Linked DNA regions of Homo sapiens: region 2 is linked to region 1. A link is an interaction called in ENCODE POLR2A ChIA-PET data of the cell type or tissue named here. Cell type or tissue: OCI-LY7. All regions are shown on one strand.

Region 1 (8,000 bases):
TTCTGATTCTGGAGGTATGGGGTGAAGGACATGAATCTGCATTTCTATCAAGTACCAGTGACACGGAGGCTGCTGGTCTGAAGTGCATAGTTTGAGAGCCACCGGGCTAGACCAGCATTTTTCAGAACTTGGTTCCATATTAGAACCACTTTGGGACATTTTTCAAAAATTCAGATGCCCAAGTCATACCCTGGACCAATTACAGAAAGAATCTCTTAAAGGGTAGGACTCAGGAATTGGCATTTAAAAAGCTCCCCAGTTGATTATTCAGCTAACATTGAGAACTACTAGGACAGAGGCTCCTGGAGGCCATTACGAGCTCTAAAATACTATGATTGCTCATGTTAGTGTTTCTTAGTCGGTACAAGGAGTTTCAGAAATACATTTGGGAATCGATTGAAAATACCCCTTTGCAAAACAGAAAAGTAATATTCATTGAGTTTAAATGTTCTGTTTAGGAAGTGTCTGTCGTCTTCTTTTTCTAGTCAGACCCAAGCTGGTAGTGACATTGATAATGGCGGTGGTTTTGGAAGGTGGATAGGGAGCATGAGCTAAGTTAGGGTTGGGTGTATCATTACCTCACAAGATACTATAACCTGACTACATACACAAAGCCATCTGGCCCCACTCCATTTTCTAGATGGGGAAATTCAGGCCCTGAACCTGGCTCTAGACCCACTTCCCCAACGTTTCTAAATAAATGTTTGAGTTTAGCACACTAGACAAAGTCACTTTAAGTATCTTAAGCTGACATCAAAGCCAAGTTGACCAAAAAAAAAAAAAAATTTTTTTTTTAAAAAAAGGGCCAGGCACAGTGGCTCACGCCTGTAATCCCAGAACTTTGGGAGGCCAAGGCAGGCAGATCACCTAAGGTCAGGAGCTCGAGACCAGTCTGGCCAACATGGCAAAACCCATCTCTACTAAAAATATAAAAAATTAGCCAGGTGTGGTGGCGGGCGCCTGTAATCCCAGCTGCTTGGGAGGCTGAGGCAGGAGAATCGTTTGAACCCACCAGGCAGAGGTTGCAGTTAGCCAAGATCATGCAATTGCACTCCAGCCTGGGCAACAACAGCAAAACTCCGTCTCGAAAAGACGAGAAAAGAAAAGAGAAGAGAAAAAGAAAAGAAACAGCTGCCAATCTGCTGCTAATTGTTTTCATCATTGGTGCCAATCATTCTGCCCAACTGCAACTGAACAAGTCAGAAGTCAGGCTGCCTTGGGCCAGTTTTTCCAAGTACCCAGGTGAGGGGGATTTTTACTAACTGTTGGATCAGTGTTGTGTGAACTAATAGGACAAAAAAATCTATAGGCTTCACCAGTCAAGTAATTAGACTGACTTTTTTCTCTCTTAAATGTAATGTCAAGAGAGTTGAAATCCAAAGATGGCTACATTTAGAGAACCACGTACTTATTCCATTAATGTTGCTATTGCTGTAAACATGCTGGGAAGTCCTTCACAGAAATGTCTTTCAGATCTGGTTTACTTTCCACATTTCTACCCAGCCAGAAGCCCCTCTCACTCAGGCACACATGTTTTTTATACATTCATTCAACAACTGTTTGCTTTAATCTCTCTCCCATGGCTCCTCGTGTTAGCAGTTATTAAAGTTTTAAAATAAACCTGTTGTTGCTGAGGAGCACATTTCCAAGATTATATTTAGAGAAACTTATTTGGATTGCCTTGCTTTCACATCCACGCACTGCCCCTGGTTGAATATTCCTGTCATTCACCACATTTTACTCCCACGGACTCTTCCCTGTTTCCAAAATTAAATTCCCCAAGCAAGAACTAGGATGTGACACTATGGTCACCTCTAAAGACACTCAAATGTGAAAAGAAAATAATAGAAAATTTAGGAGTTTTAGAAGTGAGTCAATGTTGGCCAAGTGCAGTGGCCCAAGCCTGTAATCCCAGCACTCGGGGAGGCTGAGGCAGGCAGATTACCTGAGGTCAGGAGCTAGAGACCCACCTGGCCAATACAGTGAAACCCCATCTCTACTAAAAATACAAAAATTGGTGGTCATGGTGGCATGCACCTGTAAGCCCAGCTGCTCAATCAGGAGGCTTAGGCAGGAGAATCGCTTGAACCCGGGAGGCGGAGGTTGCAGTGAGCAGAGATTGTCCATTGCACTCCAGCCTGGGCAACAGAGCAAGACTCCGTCTCAAGAAAGAAAATAAAGAAGTGAGTCACAGTTACGGTGTGATTCCATGTCATTTCCTGCATTGTTAATGAACCATAGGCTCTGTGCTGCTCATATCATACCTGCAGTGAGACAATGAACTCTGAAAGCTGGGCATAAAAGGAGAGATACGAATCCATACGAGATGAAGGCAATTAGGGTAACAAAAGAACCAGAAATTGTATCCCAGAAGCAAGGAAATTTGGAGAAACATGAGATTCTCCTTCTAATACCTGAAGAGTTAACAGCTCTCCAGTACTTCCCAGCATGCTTAGAGCAATAGCAACATTAATGGAATAAGCACATGTTTCTCCAAAGGTAACCATCTTTTGGATTTCTACTCTCTTGACATTACCTTTAAGAGAGAAAAAAAAAAATCAGTCTTATTGACTGATGGAGCCTATAGATTTTTTGTCCTGTTAGTTCACACAACACTGATCCGGCAGTTAATAAAGGAGATGTTCTGATAGGCATAAGGAGCTCAACTATGACCTATGGGCAGATGTCATCCGGAGACAGATTTTGCTATAAATATTTCTTAATCTCAGAACTGCTCTGAGATTGAATGGACTCCCTTGCGTGTGGTAAGGAGTTCACTGTCACTGAAAGTGTTCAAGTGTACTGTGAAAGATCACTTAGCGGTGATTCTACAGAGATGATTAGAGCATGGACAGAGAAGTTGTGGTCTCTAAAGTACCCTTCATTCATGAAACTAAAGCAAGCCTGGATCAATGACATCCATGGAATAAGTGAGTCTTTTTTATGAAACAAGGAAATCTACTAAGACTTATTTTGACACTGGAGTGTCATGCCCCCATCCTCAATCTAACATGCTACTGCGTTGTTAGAGGGTAAAAAGGCCGTCTTCGTCTTCCCTTCCATGCTGCACGTCATTGAGGACATTTTTACTATCTCCAATGTAGTCTAGCCTGTAAACAGAAAAGAGGGGCTCATAATGGGAAACACAAGACTAGAAAACAAAACAAAACAGATGCTGCTAAGTTACAGTGCAATTACCCTTAAAGTTCAAAGGGCTCACAGTTCATTTAGTCTAAGCTCCACATTTTACAGATGGGAAAACTGAGGCTGCAGGGGAAAAAGAGTTTCTGCCAATCCATTATAATGAGATAAAAAAGATTCTTAGCAAAATATAAAATCATGATTTCAATACGTTTATTTACCAAAAGGTCTCTAAGTGTGACCTTGAAAGGTCACCTCGCTGGGTGTCAATTTTCCTTCTTGCTAATACATATTGTGGTATTAATGCAACTAATTAGTGAATGCAATTAATTAGGCAAGGACTTCATTAATAATTTATGCCTTTTTTAAAAATTTCTTTTCCAAAAGCTATAGAATAGGGCAAATAGCTAAAATCCCTTACTAGAGAATCTTCAAATACTATTTTTAAAAAGGCCCCAAAACAAGCTGCTTCCATGGTCTAACTGGGCAGAGGAACCAACTCCCAGGAATAATATTCTACATGCTTTTTTCATTTTCCATATTGCCAACGCTCCTCAATAAACTCCAGTTTAACAATGGCCTCTTAAACTAACTTACCCATAGGTGAACAAAAAATTTCAGAGTAAAGTGCCATATCACCTTCTTTCTTTTGCGTGCTATACTTCTATTAATCCCACCTGCCTTGGTACTGGCATTTTGCTCAGAGTGTTAACCAAGACACAGGTTAATGTGAGCTAAATCTGCACAACTTTTTCACTTCTAATGTCACATCTTTCCAACTCTATGTGTAATCGTAACACAAGCTCAAGTCATTAAACCACTGAGTAGTAGCTAATCATTTGTAACAGCTTGTACAATCATTACAACACCCATTCATGCAAGATAGATTACCTTGTGTGTTTCTGCGAACAATAGGTTTCCATGAGTTTCCCTGAAAAGACAAGGCCACAGTGTGAGCAGAGTGGCTGCGGTGCATAGAACATGCAAAATGCTGGGGGAATTCCAGTGCTGCCCCGCAAAGAGCAGATATGGGCCAAAGGTGAGAACCAGTGGCTGGCTTTGGCAGAAAAAGCCATTCCCTTTCCCAGGTCAAACACTTGCTATTTTAACCACAGTTAGTGCTCATCAATTACCAAGTTGTTCCAACATTCTGGGCAATGGTGTTAAGCTATTTCATTCTGAGTCATCTGCCTATCCAGAATTCAAGCACTCACTTGGGTTTCAAAACACTTCTTTACGAGACATACTCAGAATTTTCCAAAACTGTAATCATGCCTTTGTATGAAGGCTAACAGCAGGATTCCAGTAAATTTTAAATTTGCTTTTGCACCTGGGGCAGGTGTTGAAATATACAAGTTTCATTATTATTCAAATCAGCTGAGATGGTTACTAGTCTCATCTCCTGACATACTGCCCTGAAACAGCTTTTGTTAATGAGTACAGAACAATTTATCCCCATTTTACAACAGTACCAGGTGCCACGTGCCTATAATTTGCCTGAAAACCATAAGCTGTTTCATGGCTGTTTTTGTAGCATTTTAAAACTTTTGGGGGCGGGGGGCAGGGGTGGGATGGAGGTGCAAGGTCATGGAGCAGCTTGCTAACTTAATGAAAACTACAGACCTTGTCCCCTGAAAAATGCAGGCATGAACACATAAACACTTTTGCATGTGATTTCAAAGGATTCACATTACCCTTGAAGTCCATCTGTGGCCTCCAGGTTAAGAAAGCTTGCTTTTAGGGAACATATAAGAAAACCAGGATCACGCCAGGCATGGTGGCTCATGCCTGTAATCCCAGAGCTTTGGGAGGCTAAAGTGGGTGGATCACCTGAGGTCAGGAGTTTGAGTCCAACCTAGCCCACATGGTGAAACCCCCTCCTACTAAACATACAAAAATTAGTCCCGTGTGATGGCGTGAACCTGTAGTCTCAGCTACTCAGGAGGCTGAGGCAGGAGAATCACTTGAACCCAGGAGGCGGAGGTGCAGTAAGCTGAGATCACGCCACTGCACTCCAGCCTGGACAACAGAATGAGACTCTCTCAAAAAAAAAAAAAAAAAAAAAAAAAAAAAAGAAGAAGAAAACCAGGATTGTTCATGGTCTTCGTCCTGCAACAATCCTAGCCAAAAGAAGAGACAAGCTAGGGTTTTCCCAACCAAAGAACAGAGAAAGTGAACAAAGTAGGAAATAGTACTTTCCTCTTAAGGCAGTAATAGGGATAAAATGAATTAGGCACATCAAGAGTATACCATCAGGACTGGCACAGAAATGTCCAATAAATGAAGGTGCTCTTCTGCTTTTTTTCCTTTTCCAAAACGTAAACTCTACCAGGAGGTTAATACACAGAGTCATTAGCAGCTTGGGGAGAATGAACTTACCTGTTACTTCCCTGGCTGGGATGGGAACAATGGCAGAACTGAGCCTCTTTGGGGAGGGATAAAGGGGAAGGAAGTGGAGACAACTCCAGATCCTCCTGCAGTCGCCAGGGTTCTGAAGTGCTCCATCACCTGGCCCTCCCTCCTTACCTCTCAGGAGAAACGCCACAAACAATGCGAAGAGCACAAATCCCAAGGAGGGGGCGATGATCATCAGTAGTTGGGAGATGGGCATTTCATTCTTCATTGACATGGGTATTCCATCCATCTGATGGGACACAGGCAAGGAGATGGACCCAGTCACTGCTAGATGCCACCCTCACAAGATGACATCCCAGCCCAATAGCACCTTACAACCACCAGCAGTTTCACTACATTTCACCACCTTTTGTCAAAAATCTCTGAAAACCCAAAACACGTGACCCATATCCCAAAATTTTCCGAAGTGTTAGACATCAGGCATAAGGAGCTGTGGGGCTCAGGGGTCTGAGGATAAAAAATAACTGTTGTGAGCTGTGTTCTCCATGGTCAAATCTCTTTCCTAGCCGCTGCTCAAATCCTTTGAGCTCTCCCTAGCCCTGTGCTACTCTTTTCATGGCTGACTTAGGCTTCTAGAGAAAACAGGATGAAAGAGAAAATGAAACTTAATTTCACATTTTCTACAGCAGTGGTTCTCAAAGTCTAGATGGGGGGCCCATGAGATCAAAATGATTTTCATGAGACATTTTTTGCCATTTTCACTATCATTCTCTCATGAGATATACAGTATACTTTCCCAGAGGCTATGTGATGTGTGATGTCATTGCTGTCACTTACACAGAATGTGGAAACAGAGATGAGAATCCCTCTGTCTCCTATTAAGCCAGATATTAATGAGATTTGCAAAAAATGTAAAACAATGCCATATTTCTCAGTAATTTTTTCATTCATTTTTCTCACTAATATTTTTTCAAAATAGAGTTAGTTAGTTGCCATAAAACATGTTATGTTAGCACAAAGTGAGTTTGTTGTTATTTTTAAATAAATTGATTTTTTTAAATGTTTTAAATACAGATACCTGTATAACAAACTTGCACATGTACCCCTGAACCTAAAAGAAAAGTTTAAACTTTTTTTTTTTAATTTTAAAAAATGAGATGGTGTCTCGCTATGTTGCCCAGGCTGGGCTCAAGCTCCTGCCATTGCTGGGATTAAATTTTTTTTTTTTTTTTTTTTTTTGACACAGAGTCTCACTCTGTCAGCCAGGCTGGAGTGCAGTGGTGCAATCTCAGCTAACTGCAACCTCTGCCTCCCGAGTTCAAGCAATTCTCCTGCCTCAACCTCCCACGTAGCTGGGGTTACAGGCATGCATATCCAAGCCCGGCTAATTTTTTTGTTTTTAGTACAGATGGGTTTCCACCATGTTGGCTAGGCTGGTCTCGAACTCCTGACCTCAAGTGATCTGCCCACCTCAGCCTCCCAAAGTGCTGGGATTATAGGCATGAGCCACTGCACCCGGCCTAAAAAAATTTTTTAATTGTAAAAATGTCTCAGTTTTTTCTGCTGAGCAGTCTAGAGAATCAAAAACCAAGTCTCAGTTTTAAGAAACTGATTTTTTTTTTCTTTTGTAGAGACAAGGTCTTGCTCTTGCCCAGGCTGGAGTGCAGTGGCAATGATTACAGCTCACTGCAACCTTGAATTCCCGGGTTCAAGCAATCCTCCCACCTCAGCCTCCTGAGTAGCTGGGACTACAGGCATGCATCACGATGCCTGGCTATTTTTTTTTTTTTTAATTTTGTGTAGAGACAGAGTCTCACTATTTTGCCCAGGCTGGTCTTGAACTCCTGGGCTCAAGCAATCCTCCTGCCTCGGCTTCCCAAAGTGGGATTACAGGAGTGTGCCACAAGACCCAGGCTGTTATTTTGTTTGAGACAGGGTCTCTCTCTGTTGCCTACGTTGTAGTGCAGTGGCACAAACAAGGCTCACTGCAGCCTCAACCTCCTGGACTCAAGTGATCCTCCCACCCCAGCCTCCCAAAGTAGCCAGGATTATAGGTACATGATACCACACTCGGCTATTTTTTTTTTAATTTTTATTTTTGTAGAGACAGGGGTCTCGCCCTGTTGCCCAGGCTAGAAACTGAGTTTCAAACGTTTAAAAAGACCTTGTGAAAGTCCCCACTGCCAGTAACATGTTCAAGGTGGTTTAGAGGTCCATGGGGCTGACCAGCCTGAGCCTACTCACCTTCAAAGTCTATGCAGCACCAAAAAAGGACTTCCCTCCCCAAAATCCCATGAAGGTTTATGAGTTTTACTCTACTAAGTTCTCGAGGGCTAATCTAAACATGCAGATGAGTCAAGGACCCAGCTTAGGAAAGCATCTCTCAGCTTTGACATTATCAAGAGCTATATAAAAGTTGGTGTCAGGAAAGGTACTCCTAAATGAAGCCAAAGATGTAAAGTTTGGTTCAATGGGGGTGAGACAGCTATGAATATCTCCAAAAT
Region 2 (8,000 bases), 140 kb before region 1:
CGGGCGCCTGTAGTCCCAGCTACTCGGGAGGCTGAGGCAGGAGAATGGCGTGAACCCAGGAGGCGGAGCTTGCAGTGAGCCCAGATCGCGCCACTGCACTCCAGCCTGGGCGACAGAGCGAGACTCTATCTCAAAAAAAAAAAAAGAAGGCTTCTCTGACTTGTTCCGTTAATAGATCAAGTAAAACTTTCCCTGTACTTTGAGGGCACACTGGACAACCATGATAGAGGGCAACCTCTATCACGGTTGACATCGTACTGAAGCAACCTATTCATTCTTCTGTTTAGCCTACTAGAATACGGCTCAAGATCAGATGCACGGCTTCCTCACTATTTTATCACTCAAGCCTAGCAGAGTGCAAGGCGTCTAAACTGAAATCGTTGAATTGAAGAGACCAGAAAACCCAGAAATAGACTCAAGTGAATATAAGAATTCATCATCTATCAATTTATCAGTTCAATCTACCGCTTATTCTTAAACACTCCAAGACAGAGAGCAAGAACAAGATGGTGGTCTCTGTACTCAGCTTACAAACGGGCAATCTCACAAAGAAACAAACAGTTGCAAGTGTGAAATAAGCAGTGATCCAGGAGAACATAGTTCTCCAGGGAAGCTGATAGCTGGAACACCATTACAAACCAAGGGAAGAGGTAGTGATTACTTGATTGTTATTAGGAAAACCGATCCGCAGCGTCCTTGGTGAGGTTGAGGAGGCTTCAGAGTCACCCCTTAAATTAACTCCAGTGGACCAGAGTCAAATGTTTGTTCATCTGGCATCTATTGAATGCCTATTCCCTTATAAATAAATAACACACTCTCTTTACTCTTGAATAAATATCTCAGAGCCTAATGAGGTAAACAAGGACCTAAAATGATCACTTATAACATAGTATGAGCTGTGAATAAAAGACAAAATAATAGGCCATGGAATAACAACCTACTTAGGATCTGTGGAAGAATGACAAGGAAAATCTCAAAAAGGAAAAACTGGCACATTCATGCATATGCAATTCCTTTTCTCTCTTTTTTTGAGACAGAGTCTCGCTCTGTCGCCCAGGCTGGAGAGCAGTGGAAGGATCTTGGCTCAATGCAACCTCCACCTCCCAGGTTCAAGCAATTGTCAAGCCTCAGCCTCTCGAGAGAGTAGCTGAAGCTACAGGCATGTACCACCACACTCAGCTAAACTATTGTATTTTTAGTAGAGATAGAGTTTCATCATGTTGGCCAGGCTGGTCTTGAACTCCTGACTTCAGGTGATTCGCCCGCCTTGACCTCCCAAAATGCTGGGATTACAGGCATGAGCCATGGCACCCAGCCCATATGCAATTCTTAAGTTCTTTCATCACTCGTCCCACTCCCACAAATAAGAGAACCTTAAATAATAATAATCAAGTAAATAGGAGAAATGGTTAGAAATTACGAACTTTGATGAGTTAATGCAAATTAATTCTTATTAACCCATCAAGATATCAATACATATATGAACAAAGGAGATAAGCACATAATGCACACAAGTGAAAATGTACATTGTTTCCATTCTAGAGCACTGGAAGATAGCACAATTAATAACCACTTTTCAAGAAAAACAATATTTTCTTGATTTTAAGATGCAATATGATTTTACGAATGGTAAAAAACCCAACTTCGACTCTACCAAATAAAATGTGGTTAAATCTATCAAATAAATGTGGTGAAACCATGGTCATACCCTTGCAGAAAAAAACAATAGGATTTAAGTGAGCTGTTTTTCCTCAACCTATCAGACTGTTTAAATAGTGACTTTATGGAGGGCAACGTAATAAGGCCGTTTTATACCATATGTTTAGACCTGAAAAGAACCTGTAAGGTAGGCAGCATTTTCCCCGTCTTAGAGAAATCGTGCTCAAAGAAATTAAGAAACTTGCCTAAAGTAATTCTACTAGCAAATGGCAGAGCTTAGTATTAACTTCAAAATAATTCCTCCCATTATTTGAAGTTGTCTACCTTTCCTGTCAAAATGCAGTAAGACAAACATTTGCCCACTGATGCAATGGGCACTGGTATATTCTTTCAGAAAGTAATTGGTCAGTATTTTTAAATAGTCATAAAAATGTTTATACAACTTCACCTAGTAAACCTATTTTCAAAATTCATCCGGGCAACAATATTTAAATAGGAAAATGTTGTTAGTAGTAGCAGTGTGCACTGTAGCAGAATTTAAAGATGGGAAAACTTAGCAATGCTTCCTAATCAGACGAAGGAGAAGGCCAACTAGATTATGGTTATTTTAAATTTATGGAATATCACGCTGCCTTTAAAAAAGATTTGTGAGGATTTAATTTCAGTATGGCAAAATTTGATGTTAAATATGTAAAAGTGATGTGCACACATGAATCAAGACTGCTAGGGAAACTGAAAGATGAAGCAAGTTGATTTGGATGGTGATATTGTAGGTATTTCTTATCATTTTTGTGTTTATAATATTTGTATAATAAAACATTTTCAAAAAAGACTAGTATCTTTTATTTTTCTACAAAATGGAATTAGTGGCACATACTTTGACCCTACAAATAATCCTCATGAAGAAAAATTCATAAACCTAAAATTGTTTAACACAGTATAAAAAAATTGGAATTTTCCTTTTTTTCCCCAACAACAGTAACAATAAGTAAACAAATTATGGTACACCCAATCAATGAAATAAATATTAAAGTAATTTTGGAACTCATGGAAAAATGTCATGTTTAAATAAGTTTAAAATACCTAGAATTACATGAAAGATCATTACATTTATGTTTTAGTCAGTTTGATATCCTGTAATAAAGTACTGAAGAACAGGTAGCTTAAAAGCAACACAAATTTATTTCTCACAGTTCTGGAGACTGGAAGTCACAGATCAGGGTCACGTTCTGGTGAGGGCCCTATCCAGGTAGCAGGCTGACAACTTATTGTATCCTCCCATGGCAGAAAGAGAGCAAATGATTTCTCTGTGGTCCCACTTAAAAGAGCACTAATCCTATTCACGAGGGCCCTACCCACATGACTTAATCATTTCTCAAAGACACCACTTCCTACTACCACCACATTGGGGCTTAGATTTCAACATACAAATTTGGGGGGAACACAAACTTTCAGTACCTTGCAAGCTATGTGAAAAAATATATATATTTAAGGATAAGGATCACTGATCATTTTAAATGATGGCATTAATATGAATCAGGCTGTTTATTTTTGTTTTTCTAAGTAGAGTTAGTTTATTACCATTAATTTTATAAAATGGATGAACAAAAATCATTTTTAACCTTGGCTTTAAAAATTATTTAATTTGTAATTTTCAGTTCTTTTATTCAAGTCTACCAATGAGTCAAATTTGAAAAGACTTCTGAACACAGAGAATACCTGGGGATTTAAGGTTGCTTCTCCTTCTATTCCACAGAAGAATAAAACCTTTGAAAATGTTCTGCTGGCCTCTGTGATGGCTACAAAGCTCTACTACAGATTTGACATCAAAGGACAAGCCACACATCTAAACTAAGTTTGGGCAACAAGGTGGTAGGAGCTTAGCTCCCCTACTGGATTTCAGGCAAGGGCTAGGTGAGAAAGGCCCCAACCCTTCCCCCTTTTAAGAGACATGAAGAGAAACCAAAGAAAATTTAACCACAACTGGAAAGGGATAGCTGCCTATAAATTGTGACTGTAATAACTGATGTAGTCAGGTCTTGGACATCCTTTCTGACCATTGTTACCTTTCATTCACTTTCATTCCTCAAACTCCCATAACTACTCCTCCTGTCTCAACATTCCAGGTTTGTTTTGTTAAACCTTGCAATTATTGCAAGTTAAACCTTGCAATTCTAATTCCAAATGGTTTCATACAGATTAGTACATCTTAAATCCATCCTTTCCATGATTTCTACACTTCATAACCTACGTCCCCTCCAAAATCTAACTGATCTTGCTGCTCTCTATAAGACCCCTTCACAGATAATCTACCAAGGCCCCCAAAATTCTATAATCAACCCCTTCTCCAGTTCAGTTACCATACAGTCCAGACAGTTACCACAGGGGTCCTTCTCTACTCTTTAAAAGCTAAATAACTGATACACTATAATCTGGCCCAACTAGCTCATCTTTTTTTAATTTTTCTCCTCCAGCCAAATGGGTATTCTCCAACCAAATTATGCCCTGTAAGAGGAAAGACTTAACACAGAGTAATGGATACAGTGAGGAAAGGTATTGGTTATGTTGTCAGCTAAACCTGTGTATTAGTCCATTCTCACACTGCTATTAAGAAATAACCATGACTGGGTAATTTATAAAGGAAAGAGGTTTAATTGACTCACCCTTCCACAGGGCTAAGGAGGCCTCAGGAAACTTACAATCATGGCAGAAGGGGAAGCAAACATGTCCTTCTTCAGATGGTGGCAGCAAGGAGAAGTGCCAAGCAAAAGGGAGAAAAGCCCCCTATGAAACTATCAGATCTCGTGAGAACTCACTATCACGAGAACAGCATGAGGGTAACCTCCCCCATGATTCAATTACCTCCCACGGGGTCTCTCCCACCACATTTGGGGATTATGGGAACTACAATTCAAAATGAGATTTGGGTGGGGACACAGCCAAACCATATCAACCTGTGTCTAACCTAGACCAGTGTTTAAGACCACGTTCCCTCCTATAGAATGCCTCCAAGTTCTGATCTCAATAACCTGGGCTCCTGACACCTTCAACCATCCCCACTCAGTGTTTAAATTCAGTTTTCTTTAGCACTGTGTGTATAGTTTGCTCTCTTCCTTGAGGAAGGAAACATTCCTTCTCTTCATGCCCTTTTTTTTTTTTCTCCTGAATCTTGCCACTCTGGACCTACCAAAACTGTCAGATCTTTCCTATTTGTAGGAAAGGTCATTTATAATATACACAGACCCAAAAGTATTCTCTCAATCCTGCCCACCTCAAGAAACTCACCAACCAAATTTTTTTTTTTTTAAACAGGGTCTCGCTCTGTCACCCAGAGTTGGAGTGCAGTGGAACAATCACTGCTCACTGTAACCACTGCCTGCCAAGTTCAAGTCATCCTCCCCTTGGCCTCTCAAGTAGCTGGGACCACAAGCATGCACCACCACACCCGAGTAATTTTTGTATTTTTTGTAGAGAGGGAGTTTCACTATGTTGCCCAGGCTGGTCTTGAACTCCTGGGCTCAAGCGATCTGCCTGCCTCGGCCTCCCAAAGTGCTGGCATTACAGGCGTGAGCCACCGTGCCTGGCCTCACCACCCAAATTCTTAAAATCATAGTCTATGTTTACTTTTTCACCATTTGCACACTTAAAGATATCCTCCAATCTAATCATTGTCCCTACCTCTAATATAATATGGTTCTCTAAAGTCACCACTGACCTCCTAAATGGTCAAATCAGAAGGTTTTCCAATGGCCATGTCTCCATTTTGACACAATCTAGTCCGAAATTCAGGTTGTAGTAGACTCTGTTGGTGGCCTCCTCAGCATCCATTTACCCATCCTGTTTCCTTACAGAACCCATCTGGATGAGGCACCCACCCTGTTCCCATGACATCCACGTAACTCAGGGAAAATAAAATGTTATCCATAAACAATAGACACATGAAAGCACTCATGCTTCTTTGGCTTTTGTTTTCCATTTTGAGAAAAATTTGCTGATTGCCTGGCATCCCAGACAGATCTCTGACATATGTGTTACGATTGCATAGTTAATTCTATTCCTTCTGACAGTTATATTATGATTCTGATAGCTACAAAAACAGTGTCTTAGAGAAATCAAAGAGGGCCCACTCCCCAGCTTCTCAGTCACAAGGATAAGTTTCTAATACCAACATCTCGTCATGTCTTTCTCCTTACCTATTGCTATGGTTTGAATATTTGTTCCTTTCAAAACTCATGTTGAGATTTATTCCCGAGTCATAAAACAAGACTAAGATTTTCAATAGATTAAAATTTAAAAAAAAAGAAATACATTCCCCAACATGATAGTACTGAGAGGAAGGGCCTGTAAGAGATGATTGGATCATGAGGGTTCTGACCTCATAAATGGATTAGCAAATTAATGAGTTTTTATGAAAGGAGAACTGGTGGCTTTATAAGAAGAGGAAGAAAGTGGTGAACTGACTTGGGAGGCTGAGGTGGGAAGATCATTTGAGCCCAGAAGATTGCGGCTGCAGTGAGCTGTGATTGTGCCACTGCACAATCACCAGCCTGGGTGACAGAGTGAAACCTTGTCTCAAAAAAGAAAAGAAAGAGGAAGCAAAATAAAAAAAAAAAAGAGAAAGAAAAGAAAAGAAAAAGGAGAGAAAAGAAAGGGAAAGAAAAGAAAAAAGTCCTTAGCTGGCACACTGGGACACTCAGTCCCCTCACCATGTGATGCCCTGTGCCACTCTTCAGACAGTCCTCATCAACAAGAAGGCTCTCACCAGACGCAGCCCCTTGACCGCCTTGGACTTCTCAGCACCCGTAACTGTAAGCAATAAAGTCTTCTTCTTATAAATTACCTAGTGTCAGATATTCTGTTGTAAGCAACAGAAACTGAACTACTATGCCTATTAATTCTTTCTTCAGGTCTTGGGGCTCCTGTAATGTCTTTCCCAGCTCTTGGCCATCAATCATTCTTTGCTATACAAGATTGGTGACACAAGAGCAGTGACATTCTTTTTATATTATTCTTTTACTGCCTCTGTCAAAATACATTTTCACATGCATTGCCAAATAATCTTTTAAATTACCTTTTAAATTACAAGACACCTATATCATCTTGCAAACAGAGAAACTAAGTCCCAGAGAGACTTAGTGATTATCCAAGTTGGCATGTGTAAAGCAGCGGAGGCAGATTTGGAATCTGTTCAGTGCTTCTATATTTACTGAACACTGACCATGTGACAGGGATTCCAAGGGCTAGCATTCCTTAAAAACTATTGATGTGGCATGAATAAAAGAAATTCAACCTTGTTTCCAGTATGGTCACTAGTTACATGACTGTGAAAAGCCTTGAGCCTCAGTTCCTTCTCCTCTGTAAAATGAAAGTGTCAGATGAATGATCTCTGCCAGCCCTCACATCTGGTGATTTTACATGGTGCTCTGTGAACTACATATCATCAGAGTAACCAGTGCTGAATCTTGAACAAAAGTAGCTCATTCATTCATTGCCCAAGTATTGAACACATACTGAGTGCTGGCCATTCTTCTATGTGTTTGAGGATTATAACAAACAAGGTAGGCATGGCCTCCACCATCATGGAGTTTACAATCTAATGGAAAGAGGCAATATAAAAATATACCAGCAATCAATCAAGATAACTTCTGGACAATGAAAAGTACAGTAAAAGAATTAAACCCCTCCCTGAGGAGGTGACATCTGAGATTTGATGGGTAGAAGTCAGGCACACAGACATTTAGGAGAAAAGTATTCAAGCAGAGAGAATGGAAAGTTCTTAGAAAAACGTAGCAGGTAATTAGTTTCATTACTTAGAAAGACCGTACATTCAAATGCTTTGCTCATCTTCATTTTCTTCTGTGAATTAGACATGTGAGATGCAGTTGTTGCCTTTCACCTGCTGGGAGAGTGTGAATATTAATCTGTTCTCCAGGAAAGAAGAACACTTTTTAGGTGCTAAACACAGCTTCTGTAATTGACCATCAAGGACAATAATAAAAGAATCAAAACATACACAGAGTGCTGTTGAGGCCAACAAGAAGGGAGAGAAAGAGGTCCTTTGAAGTTTACAAGAAGAAGGAGGAAGACAGAAGTCACTAGTAGCAGACATTTCACACCACACCAAGATAGAGGCCAGAACTTCATAAGCCAAGATTTAGTAAACACCATGGATTGCCAAGGGTGGCTGGACTCTGGGACCAGAATCTCCCACATCAGGAGAAAGTCTTGCACTTCAAAGTCTGGTCAAGGTGATGTAATGAGCTTATATCTCAAGGCCTGCTCTCTGCTTTAACCACAAATCAAAATTAAATATAAAAAGAGGAAAAATATAAAAAGAGATA

Evidence for each region. ChIA-PET counts read pairs that join two places held together with the same protein. Peaks named below come from ENCODE experiments on the same cell type or tissue, not always from the same donor. Only the 100,000 strongest peaks of a DNase experiment are listed, where the experiment ranks them.
Region 2: POLR2A ChIA-PET joins it to region 1 with 13 read pairs; 2 of 35 experiments call an interaction of 5 or more read pairs at or near these places.

What each region holds. Positions count from the first base shown.
Region 1 is chr5:156,916,432-156,924,431 of GRCh38, forward strand. It overlaps TIMD4 (T cell immunoglobulin and mucin domain containing 4), which reads right to left. Exons shown (of 9, transcript NM_138379.3): 7 at 5,668-5,785; 8 at 4,033-4,072; 9 at 2,861-3,110. The coding sequence ends at 3,026. It also overlaps the pseudogene APOOP1. Among named protein-coding and RNA genes, the nearest start is that of TIMD4, 43 kb to the right of the region's middle. RefSeq lists enhancers at 4,363-4,472, 6,042-6,321. In OCI-LY7, no CTCF peak of the experiment used is centred here; DNase peaks (open chromatin) are centred at 2,190, 2,700, 4,501 and 6,173; H3K4me3 peaks cover 2,447 bases; H3K27ac peaks cover 6,780 bases.
Region 2 is chr5:156,771,473-156,779,472 of GRCh38, forward strand. No RefSeq gene overlaps it. Among named protein-coding and RNA genes, the nearest start is that of PPP1R2B, 75 kb to the right of the region's middle. In OCI-LY7, no CTCF peak of the experiment used is centred here; no DNase peak of the experiment used is centred here.